Regions from separate parts of the Homo sapiens genome. Here region 1 is linked to region 2. Evidence: chromatin contacts called from ENCODE Hi-C or POLR2A ChIA-PET data. All regions are on one chromosome and are shown on one strand. The core of a region is the stretch at or near the end of the contact, and the rest is flanking DNA. Distances in the headings are between cores, read along the strand shown.

What was found. A loop is a pair of places that touch in the nucleus more often than their neighbours do. ChIA-PET counts read pairs that join two places held with the same protein, here RNA polymerase II (POLR2A). Pooled maps may share reads with other maps.
Region 1: a loop to region 2 is called in a map of posterior cingulate gyrus, with 14 times the contacts of the local background. The contact joins two enhancer-like sites. A Hi-C loop is called at or near these places in 5 of 168 maps with a recorded cell type or tissue (ascending aorta, dorsolateral prefrontal cortex, head of caudate nucleus and 2 more) and 6 of 50 pooled maps. POLR2A ChIA-PET finds 5 or more read pairs at or near these places in 3 of 52 experiments (AG04449, H1 and HEK293).

The regions. Positions count from the first base shown.
Region 1 is chrX:39,685,705-39,692,064 of GRCh38, reverse strand. No RefSeq gene overlaps it. Among named protein-coding and RNA genes, the nearest start is that of MIR3937, 28 kb to the right of the region's middle. Within about 2 kb of position 3,435, at least 12 of the 41 ENCODE cell types and tissues checked have a DNase peak (open chromatin) inside an H3K27ac peak, as active enhancers do; they include dorsolateral prefrontal cortex, where a contact is called at or near this core.
Region 2 is chrX:39,650,744-39,656,757 of GRCh38, reverse strand. No RefSeq gene overlaps it. Among named protein-coding and RNA genes, the nearest start is that of MIR3937, 7.5 kb to the left of the region's middle. RefSeq lists enhancers at 2,666-3,225, 3,226-3,787. Within about 2 kb of position 3,022, at least 2 of the 41 ENCODE cell types and tissues checked have a DNase peak (open chromatin) inside an H3K27ac peak, as active enhancers do; they include dorsolateral prefrontal cortex, where a contact is called at or near this core.

The sequences.
Region 1 (6,360 bases), core at 2,186-4,685, 35 kb before region 2:
AACCGAAGACGTGGAGGGATGTTTTTGGCCCTCTTGGACCTACAACTGGGAGCAAGAAATGTGGGCAAGGAAGGTGTATACTTTACAAAGATGGCTATAAATATAGCTGCCTTCTCACATGGTCTTCTGCAATGTGACCTGCCACTCATCCATCAAGTCTGTCTTCACTCCTTTGAATCTGGTGAGGCCCTGTGACTCTTTTGACCAATGGAGTATGATGGAAATGAATCTATACTTGTTCCTGGTGTAGCCCTTAATTGGCCTGGTGGCTTCCTCTTCCTGCCTCTCGAAACTCTTGATTTTGGGACAGGGACACATCCTCTCAGAATCCACCACCATGCTGTGAGAAGCCCAAGCCACATGAAGGTGCTCCAGTTTTCAGCCCCAGCTGAGCTACCGGTCAACAGCCAGAATCATCCACCAGCCACGTGCATGCACCGTCTTGGACACCCAGCCCAGTCCAGCCTGCAGATGACTGCAGCTGCAGCTGCCTGAGAGACCCCAAGTAAGAACCATCCAGCTGAGTCCACTAAATTCACAGAACCCAAGAGATAATAAGAATTGTTTTAAGTCATTAAGTCTTCGGATGGTTTATTACACAAGAAGAGATAATGAAAGCCAAGGGCCTCAAAAGATTGGAGCTCTGGAGTGCTGAGAGTGCCAACCGGGGGTATAAGAGGGAAGAAATCAAAGGAGGCTTCAAGTGGAGTCAGGCTTACATTAATAAGAATGCCAGCAATGTCATGAGCCTGGAGACCTGAGTTGCAGACTTGGCCCTGCCCATTACTAGCCCCCAAATCTCCAGCAAGTCACCACTTTCCTGTGCCTTGGTTTTCTCATCTGTAAAATGGAGCCGATTCATTCAACAGAGTATTGTATATGGGTCCTAATTGGGGCAGGCAATACAAAGATCAGTGCTGATCAGCCCCTGAGATCTTGTGCACATTCTAAGACAAAACTAGGCACTGTGAGAAAGTTTGCATAGAAACGCACGTAAGTGTTAATTACATGCAAATCCTTTAGACCAGTGCCTAGCACATTCTAAGTGCTCAACATATGTCTGCCGTCATTATTATGCTATGCCTGCAATTTATTTCTCTGAATAGCACTTATGCCCTGATTGCAGCTTTAAAGGCTAACTGGGTACAACTACTTTGGAAAACTCTTTGGCAATAAAGTTAAACATATACCTACCTTATGACCTAGCGATTCCACTCCTGGGTGTGTATACCCAACAAGAATAGGCCCTTGTATCCACCAAAAGACATATAATAAAGAACAACGCTCATAACCACTTCATTCATAACAGCCCCAAGTTGGAGGCAATCCAGATGTCCATCAAAAGTCAAGTGGATACATAAATTGCCGTATAATTCTACAATGGAATACCACTCGGTAATTAAAAAGGATGAACTACTGTTTTATGCAATAGCATGGATGCAACTGACATTGAGTGAAAGAAGCCAAACACCGACGAGCGCAGGCTGCATCATTTCGTTTATAAAAATAGGCAAAACTGATTTATGGTGACGGAGATCAGAAGAGTTGGGAGATGTTGACTGATTGAGATACGCAGAAACCTTTTGGGCTGCTGGCAATGTTCCATATTTAACCTGGGTGATGATGATGCAGATATATACATATGCGCAAATGAATCAAGCAGTGCACTTAATATGTGCAGTTACACTTAATATGTAAGTATATACCTCAATAAAAAAGTAAATAAAAAGGGGGAAAAGCTCTCTGTGGGTGGGCTGCTCCCAGGTGGCCACTGTGGTGGGAGCTGGGCAGGAAAGGGAAAGGTTCTAGCTGGGGACTCTTTGAAAGAAAAATGACCTTTTTTCCCTTAAGATGTGGTAGTCCCTATTAAGTCAAGTGACCCTGGAAGCCACTGGGACACTCCCTCTCTGGGGCTGTCCTAGGCTGCTTGTGATACCCTAAGGCTGTGCTGGGGCCAGTGTGGGGCTCCCCCATGGACCCCCAAGTCCCTGAGGTGTGGGCCCTTCCTTCCACAGGCAGAACCTCAGCTCCCAAGTCTGAGAAGCCACGATTGAAAGGGCGGCCACGAAGGATCCTGTTAATGCTAAGCATTAGTGACTTCAAGAACCCAGAACGCAGCTAGGGAACAAAGCACCGGCGGGAATGGAGACGGAGCCGGGCTCAATGGAGATAAGCGAAAGTTGAGCATGGAGGCACAAGGGCCAGTTTGTTGTAGAAATCCTGACAATTGAGTACTGCACCGCAGGAAGCGGGACCCGCTCCTGGAGCCGGGGTCCTCGGGCCAGTGATGGCAGCAGGGCGGGCTTCCAGGAGGGGGAGTCGACGGGGGTACTGGCTGGAGAAAGGCTTCCCTCTGTCCCCTATTCCTGCCCCTATTTTCCTTAAAGCTCCGCTGGCCTCTGTCACTTCCCGCACACAGTCCTGGAAAGGGGGTTTCTCGGAGCCAACAACAGAGCATCCCCTCCACCCCCACCGAGGGGCTACCGCGCCCTTCGATACACAAGTGTAGCTCGGGGCCGGCAGAGCGAGGCGGATTGAGTATAATTAATTTAGAAACCAGGGTGGGTTTTATCACCATCTATGCTGGAGCAGGTTTCGCAGCTGCCTGAGGGCTTCCCTAAGAGAGCTCTCTGGCATCGGACCCCGGGGGTGCCCCCCCACCACAACAACGGTGGCCGTGCCCCAGGGTCGCCTGGGTCCCCTGCAGCGCAGCGAAGCCCCCAGGGAGCCGCCTCCTTCTGCCCTCCTGCCCGCGCGTTCTGTCCCTGGCATTTCTCCGGGGACGCGGGGGCGGCCCGGGGGCAGCCGCAGGCCTTGGCACGGCCGCAGGGTAATTGGAGCGCGCCGGGGACGGGATAGGGGAGGGAGAGGGGAGGAGGAAGGGATGCCCCTCAGGGCGCCGGTCCCCGCCACAGCCCGGGAGGGGGCGGCCGGGACTCGGAGAGCCATCCCGGGGTCCGCGCGGCCACGGAAGCTCCCTCCCCGGCTCCGCGCCGGAGCCCTGCCGCGCCCTCCCCGCGGCTCCGCCCGCTCATTAGCGGAGGCCGGGCCGGGCCGTTCGCCTCCTCCGGCCGCCAATTACCCGCCCTGCTGGCTCCGAGCGCGCCGCCGGGCCAGACAAAGGCGCGGGCGGGGGAGGGGAGAGGAAGGGAGGGAGCCCGGGGCGCCCGCGCCTGCAGAGCCGCGGCGGCGGCGAGATAAGGGCGGTTGGGACGCGCCGCGCTCCAGATGGAAATGAATCCAGCGAGCGGGGCCGGCGAGCGAGGCGCCGCGTCGGGCAGGGGCGCGGAGGTCGGACGCGGCTCGCCCCTTAGGACCTACGTTTTTAACGCGACGACACCATATGGGACCTCCTGTCCCTGGTCGCCCCCACCCCTGGGGGCCAGCCGCTCTGGCCCTGCGCTGCTGTGCGTTTGCAAAGTGCTGGAGCGAGGCGCGCCACGTGCCTTGTGCCTAACGCACCGCAGCTCCCTAAACCTCGCTGCAGAGCTGCGCTCAGCACAGTGCAGCTAACCAAAGCCTTCTGTGCTAAACCCCCAGGCCCAGACAGGTTCCGAGCCTTTCCCAAGCAAAGCCGAGCTGAGAACCTGGGTCTGGGGTGTAAACAGCGTCGCGCCTTGGTAGCCTAGCTTCCGGGCCTCTTTGATGATTAGGCAATTTTTTAAAAATTGGAAAATGAGGCACAGAGAGGTGAGATGATTTATTAACAGCTCCTCAGATTTGTGGCAGCATCTAGGGCATAGTTCGTGGTCTTCTAACATTTTAAATATCCTGACTTTTTCAGGAAAAGAAAAACACACCACAATCTTGCACTCTGATATTTTCAGGTTCTAAAGCCCCTTCGCAGAGTCCTTTCCACCAGAGTCTCTTTCTATGAGAGAGAAGACAGTGTCTGGGGGCCTCCTGACCAACCACAATTATTTTGAGGAGATTTAATTCTTTAGTTTGCATACTGAAAACCATAGGTACATATTTTTTCATTATCCAAACCTATGACTATTATGCTGAATTTGAGTGGGAATTAGCAGAATCACTTAGCCAGGGAGGACCCAGGTCTTTGGGGCTGAGTCTGTGAGGTGCCCATCCCTATCTTAAGCCTCTTTTCCTGGGCAGGGTCTGGGAGCATTCTAGGGTGTGAGGGAATTTCCTGTTATTCTTCCCTGACGTCTGTCACCTTGGCTCCAAGGAGCTTTAAGAGACAACTTCCCCTTCAATCCAGTGCAGGGGACAGGGGTTGCAGTGCAGAGACAGTCAGGGTAGGGGTCAGGGAGACTCGGGCCTCAGGGCACGCCTGTGGGATGAGATGTAGACTGCCCCAAATGAAGACAAATGTTCCTCAATAAAGCGCCATTCCCAAGGGCCCCCCCTTGCTGCCTGCTGTCAGCCGCAGTTTAGGGCCCCTGAGGTCAAGGGCTTCCTCCCAGCCCCCCAGGCTACTTAGCTCTGCACAGAGAATAGCCAGTGGGGGCCTTGGCCTCCTCTTTCTCACAAAGGCAGCCTCAAAGACCAGGCATTGGGCCAGAGAGAGAGAGAGAGAGAGAGAGAGAGAGAGAGAGAGAGCAAGCCTGAGAGGCTCAGGCTCAGTGCAAATCATTCTGTCCTCCCTGTGGGGATGATATCTCCATGAGCTAGCCCTACAGGACGCCATGCATCTGCAGTGGTAGTGGCAGAGAGTGTGTGTGCTTGAGAAGGGGCCCTCTTTCATGAGGACTCCTTTCTGGGGGCCTGGGAGAACCTGCCTTACAGAGCAGTCATGTGTACCTGGGGGTTCCCAGCCACCAGGAGACCCTGTCCTGGGTCATACTCAAGCTGGCCTGCTCAAGCCAGGCCGTAGCAGCTGTTAAAATATCAAAATCCGCTGTGCTCCTTGGTAAACAGCCTCAACTCCCCAAGTACCCCTCTCCCAGGCCCTGCCGCTCTGCCCCCACTGCCCCCTCCGCCTGCCCCTCCATCCAACAATGAAAAGGTTAACAGCAGGTACAGCAGGGGAGCTTCAGGACCCCCGTCTCAGTCTACTTCCCTCCTGATGGGTCAGTGGGGATGACAGGCTGTCCCTGGACCTGGTTTTTACCAAAAGTATTCAATGGCCAATTGGTGATCTATTGGTGAACTTGAGAGACCTCACCCTCAAATATTCCTTCCACGGAGGCTCCAAATATCTCTCCCATGATTCCATTGTTTGTGTATTAATCTTTGGCCTCCCTTATGGTCCTGTTTTCAATTGTTCTTTACATCTTAGTCTTTGTAAATCTTGTGCCTTGGGGATGAGGCAGCCAGGGAAGAGTGGGTGCCAAGAGGGAGGGGCGGTATACCCACCTGCCCTCACCGGCCTGCCCAGCTGGAAGACATGGATGCTGCCGTCTGACTGGGAGGGGCTTTGTGGAGGGGGGGAATGGGGAACTTCAGGTCTGAGGTTGGAGTGTCACAACGGTACAGAATAGGCCAACCTGGTCCTCAGCACCCTAGCCTAGGTGCTTTGGTGAATCTGAAGCAGCTTCCACACCCCTTTCCAGGGTTTGGTCATGGCCAGCTTTGGCTGTGTTGAGAGCAGCAGGTGGCTCTCGACACCTTCCCACATGCCTAGACTGCAAAAGGGAGGCAGAGGGACCCTCGACTCATCACTGCTGAAGGTTCCTGAGCTGGGGAACATGAAGCTGGCCCCATCCTCCTTCAGAGAATGTCCTGTTGGAGCAGGCAAAGCCACATGGTCAGTTCAGGCCCAGAATGTATACTTTCCTTCCTTCCTTCCTTCCTTCCTTCCTTCCTTCCTTCCTTCCTTCCTTCCTTCTTTCCTTCCTTCCCTTTTCCTTCCTCATTGCCTCCCTTCCTCCCTCCCTGCCTCCCTTCTTTCCTCTCTCCCTCCCTCCTTCCTTCTTTTTTTTCTTTGTTTCTTGACGAGGTTTGCTATGTTGCCCAGGCTGGATTCAAACTCCTGGGCTCAAGCGATCCTCCTGTCTCAGCCTCCCCAGTAGCTGGGATTATAGGCATAAGTCACCATGCCCGGCAAGAATACACCCTTTTCAGAAGTCAGCTCAGAATGCCCTCTGCCACTCTAGGGTTCTTAGAGGGCCTGGAGCATCTGATGGGTTAGGGGGCTTAGCTCCTAGAGCCTGTCCTGAATTGTTCCTAGGTTGAAACCCCCGCACCCCACACCCCCACTTCCTAGCTGTGTCCCCTTGGGTCAATTGCTGAACTTCTCAGAACCTGTTTTCTCATCCATATAATGAAGATAATAAAAGTACCAACTTCCTAATATTGTTGTGAGGATTAAATAAGGTAATGCATCTACATTTAAAACTGTGTTGAAACAAGGTAATTGCTCATTCAGTATCCCTTGTTACTTCTTTTCTTTCTTTGTTC
Region 2 (6,014 bases), core at 1,773-4,272:
CAATCTAGGATCAATATTGCATTTAGTCGTCATGTCTCTTCAGCCTCTTTTAATCTGTTTCTCCAAGGAAGCTGCCTCCTTTTGATGGGAAATGGTATTTAGAAACCAAGGACTAGGTGGGCTCATTTTGAGCAATTTCTTTTAAGCTAGTCTATGAATTGGGTGTTGAGGGGACGATGGTAACTTACACTTTTGCCAGAATTGGTTCATACCTTTCTGCCCCATCTTCTACCGACTCAGGAGGGAGTCCTGGGTGTCCTGGGTGAGGGATGTGATAAATGAGTTTGGAGCCAGACAGACATGGGTCTGTCCACGCCTCTCCCCTACCATATGACCTCCAGAAACTTATATAAAGTCACTGCATCTGTTTTTTCGTCAATGAAATGGAAATCAATATACGAATTTCACTGTGTTGGGGTAAAGATTCTGTGAGTTAACATGGCAAAGTTCTCTGCATAATCATATTCCACATACATTTACTGAGCATGCCTTCTACTGTGTAATGTGCTAGAGATAGAATAGTGAACAAAACTGGGCATTATCCCAATTCTTACAAAGCTTACCATTCCTGGGGGAGCCCCATGCAATGGCTGTCTGGTTCAGGATATAATCATACTCCAGATGAAAAGGCAAACCCTATACATCTTATTAATTTTGATATCCTCCGTGCCTAGCACAGTGCCTGGGCACACAGTAGGAGTTTAATAAATGTTGGTTGGATTCTTTTGGAACTGACTTGAGGACAAGCCAACTACAGGGATTTCTTGGAAACTCAAACTTTATTTGGACCCTTAATAGCATTCAGAAACTGAGTGAGATCTGTAATGGATCTCTGTTGAGGAGTAGCCAGGCTTACAGGGATTGAAAAGATATGCACCAGAGATTTCCAAAGAAACCGTAAGTCAAGTCCCAAGTTTTATTAATCAGCTAACAGGCAAGTATTTTCTGAGGGAGCACTATGTTCAAGACACTGTAGAATTAGAAATGTAGGGAAGTGGAAGACTCAGTTTCCATTCTTAAAAGCTCAGGCTGACAAAGGAGAAAAGCACAGATACATATGGAAAGATAGGCGCAGGAAGGTGTGTTAAGTGCCCAATGGTGGTCTAGAAAAGAGAACTCTCTGTGGGAGAGGTGAGAGTGGGTGCTAATGGATTAAATTAAGTCTTGGGGGTATTGGTAGGCTTTAGATAGGTGGAGAAGGGAAGGATGGGGAGTGTAGATCATGAGAACCACCCAAGCAAAGCTGCGGAGCTGGGACTAGAATTGGGCCAATCAGGTTGGAAAAAACAAACATTGGGTTGTACTTCTTGTTTTGCTCAGAAAAGGGTACTTAGTCACTAAGATGAACCATGGGCAGTATGCTCTAGAATACTAAGTCCCTGGCCATTATTAAATCATCTAGCTAGAAGAAGGATGGAGAAAAATGTTCTCAATGGCAGTTTATAAAGAGATAATCAAACAAGAAGGTATGTTCAAGCAGAAGCAGCTCAGATTAAACCACATAATGTGTGGTGAAGATCAAAGATTTGAGTTATACAGCTTGGGTTCCAATGTTTTACCCGTGTGACCTTAGACAGGTTACTTAACCTTTCTGAGGCTCGGCTTCCTCCCTTGTAAAGTGTGAATAATCATGGTATCTACCGGAGAGGCAGGTGACATCATACATGAAACAGCACCTGGCTCACAGGACACCAAATACATTATGGGCAGAATTCCTCCCCACTAAGATGTTCCAGAGGCTCCAGTCCCTCTAATGATAGATGCCAGAGCTGAGGGACCTTCACAGCATCTCATCTATATGCTGTACCTGCCAGGAGGCCACTGAGCTCAGCATTACTAGGGTCAACCAGATCTAGAGCCTGGGCTTGGACTCTGGGGCTCGCCCCCTCCATCCATGGCTCCTCTCTGCCTGAGAGCAGATGGTAAGGAAAGCAGACAAAGCCAGACAGGAGAAGCAGCAACTTGCTCTTGAAAGGGCTGGCAGCCCCCCTCTCCCTTCCCAGCCTCACCCAGGGCCGGGAACGCGTGCTGGGAAGAGGATTAAATCAATGCCAATTCACATCTCTCCAGAAGCTGGCTCCCTGATCTGAACTAATAAGCAAATCATTAGTGAATTAGGGCTGGGGAGGGCTCCGCGCAGCGCTCCTTAACTCCAGCTGTAAGACAAGCCTAAAAGCCCCAACCCCTTTCCTTACCGACCTCAAAATGTTCACACCAAGGAGATTTTCTGTGTTAAAGCAACAATCAAGACCTCCCCCAGCCCCAACTCCGCCAAGCCCCAGGACCCTTGGGAACCAACACGGGCAGGCAACACCATTTTTTCTTCCTCCGAATGCTGGTTACCAGACCCTGTGCCCCAAATCCTCCCGTTGCTCCTAACAGGCCGCAAACCCCACGCTGTCTGCGGCACCTGGATCTAGAGGGCTCCGGAGCCCTGCAGGCCAAGATGTCACCCCCATCCCCCAGCCCTGGGCACAAACTTGGCCCCATTGCTTATTTTCTGGTGAAAGCCCATTATCTCTCATTTACATCTAAACTAGCTTTTCATACTATTTTAAAGGCTGCTCCTCCCCTTCTGTAATCTCCCTGCGAATGAATTAAAAGTTGATTCTTGAAACGCACAAATCTTGGGGGCAGTTTCTTTTTCCTTCTTATTTAAATCATATGCTGTTTTGGACTAACCCTTTTATTTCCTCCCAATTATGATTTCTGGTGTGTTTTCCAGAGCTTTACAACATGGCATCTGATTATACACAAAGCTTCAGAATAAAGCCCTGTTTTTCCCTTCATTAACGACACAAAGGATGGCTGTGTGATCCACACAGCACTTTGTGATTTAATGCAGCTTTACAGTCTAAATCGCACCCGGCTTGGGCAAAGCAGATTTGGGAGTGAATCAACGCATTTTCTTGCTGCCAGGAGCTCCCTTGCAGATTCCAGCAAATTCTTTCACCACACGGAATTAGCATTTGATTAAGCTCTGCAGACACGTTCAAACTTTTACCACTGAGCGCCGGCAGGGCTGCAGTAATCTCCCGAGAGGGGGAGGCACCAAGCGCAGCCACTGCTACCCCTTCCCCCCATCCGCAATGTGCACACTTTGCAAAAAAATTGTGGGAATAGTGGGCAATGGATGGCAGGTTGGAGGAGGGGGTACCAGAAAATGTGAGGGTGCCAGAGAGCAGCATGGGGGTGGAGGGTCGGAAGGGAAAGAACATCACGTACATACTTGGGTTATAACCACCCTTTCTGCCCCAAAGTTGCCCTAGACAGGCTCTTTCTGCCAGTGTGCTTACCATAAAGGCGCTTTGATGTTATAGTTCTCTGACCCAGGAGCAATGTGACCTTCAACCAAAACCTGGCCCGGCCTTACATCCAAGAGAGCGGGGAGGGTCTTTTCTGGTGCCCCTGCCCTGCCCTGTGGTCTTATCGGTGGGGTTCGGTGCCTCTTCCAGCTACCTCCACCCAGGAAAGCTCGTGATTCACTTCCAGGAGAGCTGCGAGTTATGCCTCCCAACAGCCTGGGTTTAAAATCTAGTCCATTTCCATTATGCAAATGTGAGAAGCGGAAGTTTATCAAACTGGGGCTTTGTACCTAGAAAGCGGGCGTGCCAGCATGGGGGGCTATAAAGGCTTTATTGCCACAACTTTGGGGTGATTGCTTTGCTCACAAATGCCAGGAGCACGACTGAATTATGCAGGTCTTCCCAAACAGGTGGCAATAAAAACTTTACAGCCTCCCACACCATCACATATTTTGTTTATGCCTCTTAGGTGTCTTATTTTGTTAGTTTTTTTTTGACCCTTCTGTTACTATGGAAACGGAAGTAGGTGGAGATGGTTCCAGGTATCTGTTAAGGCAAATGCGAGGCAAGTCAATTATCATAAAGGTGCTCTAATTTTATCCTCTGTTTGAGGAAATAACTGAGGTCCTGTGAGGAGGGGAACCAATTAGTTCTGGAACATCATAGGCATTCCAGAATCCCACAGCATCCCTGTAGGGAAGATAGGGAACATGGTGGAAATGTCCATTTTACAGATGGTGAAACAGAAGTATAAAAAACATCTTACTGGCAGTCAGTAAGTTTGCCCCATAGAAGAAAAGAAAAAGGGCAAAAGGATTCTCTTCTGGGTGCGTGTTTGTCCGTGGTCCTCCTAGAGCTTCATGACCCAAATTAGGAACTCATTTTGGGTAACCTGAGGTCAGGCTGTAGTGACATCTGCTGGCGAAGATGGAACTGGCTAAAGCAGGTTTTTCTGTTGCTGACAGCTGCCAGGCCGGGAGATGGTGGTCTGTCTACAAGCGTGAGCTTGTGGATGGCTTAGATGAGAAACAGGGTTGGACAGCCCCTTCCCTTCTGAGTGTGATAAGGAAAACAGGCTCAGACAGAGGGGTTCAGGAGTAAGGGCTCAGAGGGTCCAGACCTCCATGGTTCCGGATGTCTTCTCAATTCCAGAAGGTACAATTCAACAGTGGGCGAGAGGAAATGTCTGAGGTGGATCTCCTGGTTCCTGTGGCCAAGAAGAAGAGGTTTTGTGATTTAGCATCTTGCTCAGCTCCTTCCTTTGGGAGGGACTGGGATCCCATTCCTCATGAAAGAGGGAATGAGGAAGGCAGATAAGAGTGTTAGGAGGAATCTGAGCAATGCCCACAGAAGCTGTCAGCAACCACAAGGAAGAGGGGCCCTTGCAGAAGAGAACATCTCCCTCAGGGGGCTCCTGTGTAGATAATGGCATCCTCCCATCAGAACGAGGAAGTTGGTTGAAGAGGGTACTGGAAATGAGGAGGAAGACCTGGGCTTTGGAAGCTCCTTGTGAACTTGAATAAGTCCCAGAACGGCCCTGAGCCTTGGTTTCCCCGTTTAAGGAAGACCAAATGCAATATGGGTCCCTCAGGGAGTTGTCATGAATGAAAGTGTAACAAGCACCAACATTTGTAGAATTTTGGTTTCAACTAAAGGTTGCCATGGATTCTTGTCCTGCCAAATCCATTGCCCAGAGATCTTCTCTTTAGGCATGTCTCATCCCCACCTCCAAACCCTCAGGCTGGATAACTAACTGGGGGCAGGAGGCTCTGCCAAGCTGTTCTGAAGTCCTCTGCAACAGCACTATTTAAAGAGTGGTCTACAGACCAGGGCAGGTTCAAGAACAATTTGTCACCCATAAATGACGAGATAGCACCGAGACTGAGAATAAGCATTCTGAAACTTCTATAACAATATGACAGAGTAATTTTACATCTGTTGAATCCAAATACTAAAACTTTGGACTTTTTACTTTTCATTTTTTTCTCCAGTGATTTATTTTTGTTGTATTTTATCAAAGATTTGTCCATGACAGATTGGGAAAACAAAAAAATAAGAAACAACTAGTCCTTCATCACCAATAGTTTGAGAAGCGGTGCTCTGTGGGGTCTCATGGCTACCCTCCTACAGCATCCTGCTGGGAGATGGTAGGAGGATGTGCATAGCTTCTTTCTTTGTAAGTTAAATTATGAATTGTCAACAGCAAGGCTTGCTCCATGCAGGCGGCCGTGCTGGCCAGGGCTTGTGTAGGACATCCATTCAGCTGTTGGTGACGACTCAGGCCTCCCAGCTCTCTGAGCTTACTGGGCCACGTCTGCCTCCCTGGGAGGCCCCCTGGGACCTCTCTCCCCATCAATCTTCCCACTCTTTGAAAGCACGGAAAACGAGCCCTTTCCCAGTGCCCCCCCTTTTCTTTTCGTCCTAAGTGAACCCGAGCGCATGGCAGGAGCTATCAAACACGCAAATGAGATTTCATGATCTAGTTCATTAGGCTGTGAATCCCTGGGCCCACCATCCACAGAGACGCTGCTGCAGCTTGTTTTCTGTCTGAGTCTGTCTCAGGGGACACACTCTCTGCACTGTATCCATTAGTACTGTCCTCCCTTTCCAGGTGCTTCACCCTACCCTATCCTCTGGCTCACCCACCCTGCTGCCTTGTTCCCATTCTTGGTGCAGCCCTGCCGTTTCTCTGGGCTGAACAAAGTCTTA